Regions from separate parts of the Homo sapiens genome. Here region 1 is linked to region 2. A link is a loop called in an ENCODE intact Hi-C map of the cell type or tissue named here. Cell type or tissue: endothelial cell of umbilical vein. All regions are shown on one strand. Links, peaks and the distances in the headings refer to the core of each region. The heading gives the core; the rest is flanking DNA.

Region 1 (4,377 bases), core at 283-4,282, 48 kb before region 2:
GCTATTGGTGTGTCTCACAGGCAAAATTTGATTTGGCTAAAATAGGCTCAGATGTATTTGTGTGCCCGTGTGTGTGTGTGTGTGTGTGTGTGTGTGTGTGTGTGTATGAGAGAGAGAGAGACTTTGACGGTTGTAGATATTTTTTCCGCTTTGCCTACTTTATGTTGTATAATCATGTGTTTACTAACAAGTTGATGACATGGATGTATTCATAAGACCATGTAATATTGATGTGATTGTTGTCGCTTGAGAAAAAAAGGCAACAGCTGATTCTTTCAACAACTGTCACAGAATGGCTGGGCTGAGAACGCTGCCCAGGGCCCTGCAGCTGGCGGGAGAGGTGTCTGGTGGGAGCGGTGTCTGGTGCGTCAGCCTGCTGCTTCGTGTCTCACTCGAGAGTTGCTTCTGGTTTCACACTTTTTAACCCCTCTGTGCTTTAGCAGCCGTGACCTTGCCTTCATTGCTTCATCCAGTGCAGGCCTGGGTTATTGAAGACACCAAAGTGTTTCTCTTCCAGTTTGAAAACCAGGCAGGTTTACACGTGGGTTTCAGTGTATTTGCCTTTGAACCCTTCAAACTAAACTTTAGCCTTTTGGCTGGTGTTGAATGTCTTTAGCTGGGGTGACCTGGAGTGACCTGGGACGGTGTTGTGGTTTACCGTCTCCAGCTTCAGCCTTTCCAGAAACCCTTGTGGAGGGCAGTGTTGGCTGCAGGTTTCATCATATTGCAGTTTGAGGTCACCACTATTTGGGGAACAAGCTTGCGTCCTGCTGAGGGGCAGGATTTTCAGCAGAGCGTCGGTGGGGCTGGGCCGTCGTGGAGGTGGCCCCAGGAGTCATATGGCCATACTCAGACACACCTTGTGTGGCCTGCTCAGAGCTGGATGCCACCTTTAGGCAATGTTTAGAGTCTATTTTCTAAAGTTTTAAGTATTTTAAGAGGTATTGAGACTAATGAATATAATAGTTCAGTAATTTAAATGCTTATTTATTTTCAGTGGAAGGATTTTTATTAAAAAGAAGCTAATTGACATGGAAATGTCAGTGAAATTTCTTACCTGCAAGGAAAGTGAACATTTTGTATTTAAGTAAACTATAATGTGCACATTTTAATAAAGAAATCTGACATTTGAAAAAATGGTGATTCTTTTGAAATGTGAACCAGCTCTACCAGTGGGAGTTGTGGTAGAGGCGGTGGGTGCAGAATGGACCCCTCTTTTGTTCACGTACTGGACATCTGAAATCCTAGAGTTTCTCCTATCGAATCATTGGCTTTTGGGACACAGCCCAAGGGTCGGATGGAAAGTAGAAGATGGAAAGCAGTGATAGATCATCTCCCTGGAGCTGATCTGGACGAGACTCACAGGACAAGACCCTTGATTTTACACAGGTTAAAGGGCAGCTGAGATGCATGTCAGCTACACACTTCAAAGAGCACGCGCGGCAGCCCAGCCTGAGGGCACCTCAGAGGACCCCCAGCTTGCTTGAGTGGCCATCCCTCTGCTTCCTGGGTGTGAGTGTCCTGCTAAGGCTGTTTGTGGTGTTCTGTGGGGTGCCCTTGACCCCGTGTTGTCTTCTGCCCCTCCCCTACTTTTGCTGTGCCAGTGGGGGCAGGGCAGTGGTCAACAGTCTTGCCTGTGGCTGTGGAGGAAGCCGGTTGGCACCTCCCTGGCCAGGCTGTGCAGAGGCTGGCAGTAACTCAGTCACTCGTCAGGCACCGAGCAGACACCAGCCTGGGTGTGTACTGGGCGATTCCTTCAGGCCCTGCCTATGCCCAAGGTCTTGAGTCCTCAGCAGTGCTTTTGTTACAGGGGACTGCAGGTGCCTCTCCTCCTGGCAGCCCGGAGGGGTGCGGGCTGAGCTCCTCCCAGAAGTTGGGGGTTGAGTTCAAGGAGGTTAAGAGTGGAAAGTTCCCTGACCAGCAAAACACCTGCAGGAGAGTGCCCCAGTGAGCCCTGGGCTGGAGTTGATCACGCATGGGGCTGCCCCGGGGCACGGCCTGGGCACTGCCTTCCAGAGGCTGCACGCCAGAAGGGTAGGGTCAGTGTCCTCCTGCCCTGCGGCTGGACGACCCGCTTGCTGCGAAACTCGGCGAATCCCAGCGCCTCAGCAGGGCCTGGAGCTTAGGGAGGAGCGGGCACGGCCACCCTGGGTCTCAGAGGGGTGAGGGCGGGGGCTGCCTTGAGTGCGGCCCAACCCAGCCAGGGAGGGAGGCGCGCCCGACACGGGGCAGAGGCGGGGGTGGGGACCGGGGCGACGAGAGGGGCCCCGGGAGGTGGGCGGGCGCGCGGGCGGGGCGGGCAGCGGGCGCCTCCTTCAGCACCGCGGACAGCGCCAGGCCCAGTGGCTCCCGGGCTCCCTGCCCCGCACGACGCGGCGGGACTTGGGAGCCCCGAACCCTCCAGGGGACGCTGACCTAGGAGGAGCGCGTCTCGCGCCACTCGGCCTGGTGGCCGCGATGCTGCTGGAAACGGGGCTCGAGCGCGACCGAGCGAGGCCCGGGGCCGCCGCCGTCTGCACCTTGGGCGGGACTCGGGGTAAGCCCCAGCAGGACACTGAGGACAGAAACGGCAAGGGCGGCAGAGGCGCGAGGAAGGGGGTGCGTGCAGGGCCAGCGGCCAGGCAAAGAAAGTCCCGCCGCTCTGCAGGCGGGACACAGAGATGGAAACTGCAGAGAGTGAGTTTCCAGATCCCAGGGTGGCGGGGAGGGCCTGACGCTGGCCTGCAAGAGTGCGGGACAGCGGTTGGAGTGGAGGCCCCTAGAAAAAAAGGGGGCATCGCAGGCACAGCTGGGGGGCGATGGGGCCGACCAAGGGGTGCTAGGTTCCCCCGGTGACCAGTGCCCGTCAGCTCTTGCACACAGCCCGGCCCAGGTCTCTGGACCCCACAGCAGGGGACCCAAGCCTGTGTCTCCCGCCTGAACCACCCTCCCCAAGGGCCATTCCATCACCACGGACGCTGGGAAATAATGGAGGCATTGTTGGAGGGCTGGCCAGATGCCAGCAGGGTGGGCCGCCTCCTTAACCTGCCGCCGCCCCTTCCCCAGTCCTGCCACACACGACCCCTGATCGCTTCGGCAGCAGCTGACACTCAGCCACCTGCACCCAGCACAGCCCGCACACACTCGGCTTTGCACCCGCGTGTCCTTGCCCTGGCCCTTCTTGGGTAACAAGTGCTGTGCAAAGTGAAGGGGCAGAAAGCTGGCTGCATGGGCCACTGCTCAAAACGGACACATCGGACCTGCTGGGAGCTAGGAGGGAGGGACTGTGGTTTCTTGTGCCCATCCTTCTGGGCCTGGGCCCTTAAAGCTCACAGTCCAGAAGCCATAGGCAGAGTGGACAGAGTATTGCTGTGAGACCCACAGGGAGAGGGACCTGCAGGATGGCATCAGCCCCTGGTCCCCCAACCCTTCCTGTGTGTTTCTGCGCACTGCCAGGGCACCCCTGCCTTTGCCAAGTCCTGTGCTGCCGAGGGCCACCCACTGCTGTGTTCTTCCCCGGGTGGCTGCCCAGGGCTGGTGCTGGCCCAGGGCCCTCTGGGCAGGGGTGGGTGCGTCCCTCTGCCTGCAAGGACAGGTGGGTTCTGGAGAGCTCACCTGTGTGGACTGGGGCAAGAGGCTGAAATATCAGGTAAGGGACCGTGTTCCAATGGAGCCGGAGTGCTGGGGGCTGGAAATGGAAGGTGTGCCCTGGGGCTTCCCCAGCTCGGCCCCTCACGACCCGAGGTCTTGGCTGCGTGTCCAGGACACAGAGCCTGTTCTCTCTCAAGGATTGCCCTTCCTCCCTGAGCCGTCCGGGGCCGCAGTTCCAGGGGTGGAGCCCAGAAGCCTGTTAGCATCTGGGATCGGTCCGGCACCTTGCGGTTCCGGTACGCAGCCCTCGGCGCCACACTCACCCCTTCTGCGTTTCGGGTTGAGCTCCCGCCGACCATCTGCTGCTCCCGAGGCCAAACCTCAGCGGCGGGAGGACCCTGCTGCCTTCTCGACCCCTCTCCCGGGAACCTTAGCCCTCCTGGCGTGTGCTCCAGCTCAGGCCTCTGCCTCTGGGCCGCTCCGGCGCAGGAAGCTGCGGGGCCGGGACGAACGCTGGCGGGAAGCCCTGACCTGGGCCCTCCCTTACCGGTGCCCGCCCTCGGGCCGGGCACGCGGGGCGGCCTCTGGGCACCGCAGGTCCCGGCGCAAAGGCGCTCAGAGTCCGCAGTGGCCCGGGCTGGTCTCCGCGACCCCCGGCCCCGCCCCGCCCCGCGGCCCCGCCCCCCGGCCGCTCCGCCCTCCGCTCGGCCAGAGGCTCCGGGCCCCAGGGCGGCCCGCGGGCGCAGCGCCCAGCAGCACCCGGAGTCGCTTGGACGCCGGTTCGGGGCTATTGCGGGGTGGCGTCGC
Region 2 (4,377 bases), core at 309-4,308:
GTCCTGTTTTCTGAGCATCCCCCTTTCGCCTTCAAAGTTGACATTTGAAAATAGCTGATTGATGACCTCAGTAAGCCCCGAATGAGTGTTTTCGAGAAAGCTTTCCCCATTTCCAGCCATCAGCTGTGGAATATTACAGGTGGGAGGAGAACCGGAAAGCCCCACAGTGCGGCCATAGGTGATGTACGGCAGCAAACATCGCTGCGGAATTAATCAATTGTTTGAAAAATAGGCCTGCGTGTGCGTGTGGCCAGCTCCACCACGGCTCTACAGACGGGCCCGGTCCATCGTCTGCAAGGCAAGGGAAATAGATCTCCTCACGGTGGCCATGTCCCTGCCAGCCCAGGTGTGCAAATGTCCCTGAAATACACCAAGGGAGGTACATTTCATTACAGAGCTGATCGGCCTTGAATCACAGAGCCCTTGGCCATTGATGGTCTTCTGGGAGAGGCCAGTGGGTAAATGGTAGGGAAGCCATTCCATACCTTCTCTCATGCACACGTTTTGGTGATGGCTGGATTAGGACCGGCTGCTGCGGTGCATGGGGTGAGGGTGGGGGATCACCGGTGCTATGTAACAGGCAGCTTTGGGAAAGGGATCAGGAAGTTTCATGTCAATCAACCAATCAATCAATCAATTAACAAATGCATTGCCAAGCTTGACTGGAGCTTAAGGTTCAGGACATCACTTGTGCTGACCTTGATGGGTGAACTTTGGGAGGTTTATCATCTCTTTCCAGAAGGCTCCAAGACAAATGTATGCATTCAGCTTTGTCAGGGTACTTGGTTAGGGAGTGAATGCACAAACGCCCAAGGAGGCCAGTGTTCAACGGCCTCACAGGTAAGGGACGGGACAGCCCTACTTCCCGGCTGCACAAGCAGAAAGAAATGGGTTGAGTCCCTGGCTGTGCTTCTCCCACAGGGCTGCATGCACCTGCTCTGACAGATGGAGGCTTTTCCTGGAGTTATCTGGCCCAGAGCAAGGTGTGCCTGTGTCACCCTGCAGGGACACAGCAGCAGAGCAGCCAGCAGTGAGGCATGAGGCCTGGCCCTCACCCATCACAGGGTGGCCACCCAGCATCTCTGGCCCTTTCTTCCTCCAGGAAACGCCTTCCCCATGGCAGGTCACCCATGCTTTCCTCCCTGGGGCCACAGGACAATGCTGCTGGAGACACGCAGTGACCCTCAAGAAACAGACCCTGGAGGGAAAGGTCCCTGGGCCATGAGGAGATGCTGAGCAGCCACCTCCAGGCCTCTCTTCCTGGAAGCCTGGGCCCAGCACCCCTCACTTGGGGCTCCTGCTACAGGAGCCACATCCCTGGAAAACCTGGCAGCTGCCACAGGAACAAAGCAACCTCAGGGGACAGCACTCTGTACCCTTGCTCCCAAGGTCTTTTGTCCACGAGTGGCCCTGTGGCCCTGCCAGTGTCCCCGGGGCTGCCACAGGGCCCTGAAGGCTGCAGCCCACAGGGGAACTGCAGAGACTCCCGGCAGGTGGGACCCCGTGGAGCCACCTGGAGCCGCTGGGGACGTTGCTCCCAGGGAGACCTTTGGTGGCTCACGGGTTGAAGGGGCAGCATTGTACCTGCAGAAAGCTCCAGGCACTGGGAGGCACGACCTCTCCCACGTGGGACGGCTGCCTCCTGCCCTTGCCCTGGAAACCCCAACTTAGTAGGCCTGGGGAGGAGCAGAGTGTCTGGGTGTCGTGAAAGCCCCCGGCAGGGCTGGCCTCAGAGGAAGGAGCTCTGACCTGGCCTCGGCCCTCGGAGCTCATAGCTCTGTCCCCACCCTCTCCACAGTGGCTGGAGTCCTGGGCTTGTGTCCACACCTTCCACCAAAGCCAAGCCCACCCTGGGTTCAGCTCCACTTCTGACTGGAGAGACCCTCCCCTCTGGCCCCAGCTCCCCCCTCTGTAGGGTGAGGGGTTGGGATGCCCCTCTCTGGTTCTGTTGTACTGACATGAATCTCTGATTGAAACATTGCTCGGCATATCTGGTGGGGAGGAAATGATACGGTTTCCTGCAAGCCCAGCTGAGAGATGATGCGATGTTTTTCTTGGATGCTTGGTTTTTAAAAAGTCCCTGATAAGGGACAAGCTAATTGGGAATTCTTGAAGAGAGGAGGGCTGGGGGCATGGGAGGCGGCCACGCTGGGAGCCGACCCCCGTCAGCCATCAGTTGAGAAAAGACTCTCTCTAAGTAGACCAGCCAATACCAAGTGGGGGAGCCCCCAGCAGGTGCCCTGACAAAGAGGGGGCCCCCACCACGAGCAGGCCCAGGGCTCCTAAATGGGGACGGGTTGGGGGGAGAACAGGGGCTAAAAGGAAATCAAAAGCAAATTATTTTCGGGATTATAGCTCTTGAGCCCCAGCGAGATATTACCCATTTTTCATAGCAGACAAAACCATTTTCCAAGGGATCAATTTTGCCTGCGGAAGTCGCCTTCCTCCAGCCCATAATCCATCATATTTCCCCATTTGCAATTTCTTGGTGTCTGAGTGTTTTAAGTTTCCTATGAATTATTTTATAAAGCTTTCTTTCTTCCTGCTGAAATGAGGTGTTCCGGCCCTGCTGGGAGGGCCCAACAACATTGAATGGGGGACTAAGGGGCCAGCAGTGTCCCGGCAGGGACGTGGCTGGACAGCTCGGGGTGGACTTGGTCAGAGCCAGCCCTGGTGGCCCCCAGACCACCCCCAGCTCAGAGTCGGCCTCCTGGGACACAGGGAGGCGTCCAGTGGGGACGGCGGCAGAGGGTCCCAGCCCCGCCAGCCGGAAGGGACGCAGGTGGGCTTGGCCCTGGTGAGTTCGGGGGAGGCCACCAGCCACTCGGGGCCCCGGGGGGAGGTGGGCTCAGGGGAAAGTTTTTGAGGAGATTTATTCTGATGCTCTGCTGAGGGGGACTCATCCTTCAAGAGGCAGCGTGTGTAAAAATTCCCCGGCCTGTTGATTGGTCTGTCACGGTGATTTGTGGCTCTTCCCCCGAGGTAATGGGAGCCACTGGGCTGGTGAAAGGCAGCCGGACAGATTGCTGAACAGAGCGGGCGGGAGGCCGCACAGCCGGCGAGATTTATTGACCTCAACCCACGGAGGCCCCTCCAAGGCTTTCAATCCCGCCTTTCAGCCGTCACCCCGGCGATGGCCGCCCGGCGGGCTCCTGGAGCCCCACAGCACAGGGCACCAGACAAGGGTGCCGAACCCCGGGGGGCCGCGCCATCTGTCCCCCCAGGAGGAGGAGAGGGCTCCATCCTCTGCTGCCCCGATTCACTGTTTGCTGGGGCTGCTGCTTTTTCGAACAATAGCTTTATTGAGATGTAATTCACATATTGTACAAGTCACTCACCTGCAGTGTACCGTTCAGAATATGCGAGAACAGTGGGGTGTTTTGTGTATTCGCAGAGCTGTGCAGCCGTCAGCACAGTCCATCTTAGAACATTTTCATCACCTCAAAAAGAAAGGCTGCCAGGTGTGGCGGCTCACACCTGTAATCCCAGCAGTGTGGGAGGCCGAGGTGGGCGGATCACCTGAGGTCGGGAGTTCGAGACCAGCCTGACCAACATGGAGAAACCCCATCTCTACTAAAAATACAAAATTAGTCAGGTGTGGTGGCAGGTGCCTGTAATCCCGGCTACTCAGGAGGCTGAGGCAGGAGAATCGCTTGAACATGGGAAGCAGAGGTTGCAATGAGCCCAGATTACACCACTGCACTCCAGCCTGGGTGACAGAGCAAGACTCCATCTCAAAAAAAAAGAAAGCCTATGTCCTCAGTCACCTCCCCAGCCCCCCACGCCAGCCCTGGCAACCTTGAATCTACTATCCGTCCCTACAGGTGTCTCTGTTCTAGGCTCTGCCTGTGAATGGAATCCCATAACGTGGTCTTTGTGCCTGGCTTCTTGCCCTCGGCCTGACGCTCCCAGGCTCGCCGTGTTTTCCCGTGTGTCAGCGCTGCGTCCTTTTTAAGCCTAAATTATACCCCATGGCGCAGTTAGACCGCTTGTTAATCCACCCGTCTGCCGGAGGACACCTGGGCTGTTTCCACCTTTTGGCTGCTGTAAATGATGCTGCTGTGACCGTGAGCTGGGCGTGTCTCTGTGGGGCCTGCCTTCATTCTCTCGGGGCTGTGTGGTCACCCCGTGTTTAACGGAGCAGTTTGAGGAGCAGGAGCTGGGCGCGTCTCTGTGGGGCCTGCCTTCAATCTCTCGGGTAGTCCCTGGAAGGGAGTTTCTGGGCTGTGTGGTCACCCGTGTTTAAAAGAGCAGTTGAGGAAACTGATGGATTGTTGACTGCTGGCCACTTCCATTTCATTTTCCACTTTTCCCTGGTTATCAGAGTCAGACGCGCTCATCATCCCAAATCTGCAAAATATAGAAAAGTTGAAGAAA

Evidence for each region. Peaks named below come from ENCODE experiments on the same cell type or tissue, not always from the same donor. Only the 100,000 strongest peaks of a DNase experiment are listed, where the experiment ranks them.
Region 1: it touches region 2 in a loop (1.8-fold over the local background); 2 of 110 quality-filtered maps call a loop at or near these places.

What each region holds. Positions count from the first base shown.
Region 1 is chr9:136,203,093-136,207,469 of GRCh38, reverse strand. It overlaps LHX3 (LIM homeobox 3), which reads left to right and starts at 2,342. Exons shown (of 6, transcript NM_178138.6): 1 at 2,342-2,536. The coding sequence starts at 2,458. QSOX2 (quiescin sulfhydryl oxidase 2) reads left to right here. Exons shown (of 12, transcript NM_181701.4): 12 at 1-1,137. In endothelial cell of umbilical vein, for the core only: no CTCF peak of the experiment used is centred there; no DNase peak of the experiment used is centred there; H3K27me3 peaks cover 1,309 bases.
Region 2 is chr9:136,155,313-136,159,689 of GRCh38, reverse strand. No RefSeq gene overlaps it. Among named protein-coding and RNA genes, the nearest start is that of TMEM250, 39 kb to the right of the region's middle. RefSeq lists an enhancer at 2,677-3,177. In endothelial cell of umbilical vein, for the core only: no CTCF peak of the experiment used is centred there; a DNase peak (open chromatin) is centred at 1,999; H3K27ac peaks cover 1,237 bases; H3K27me3 peaks cover 52 bases.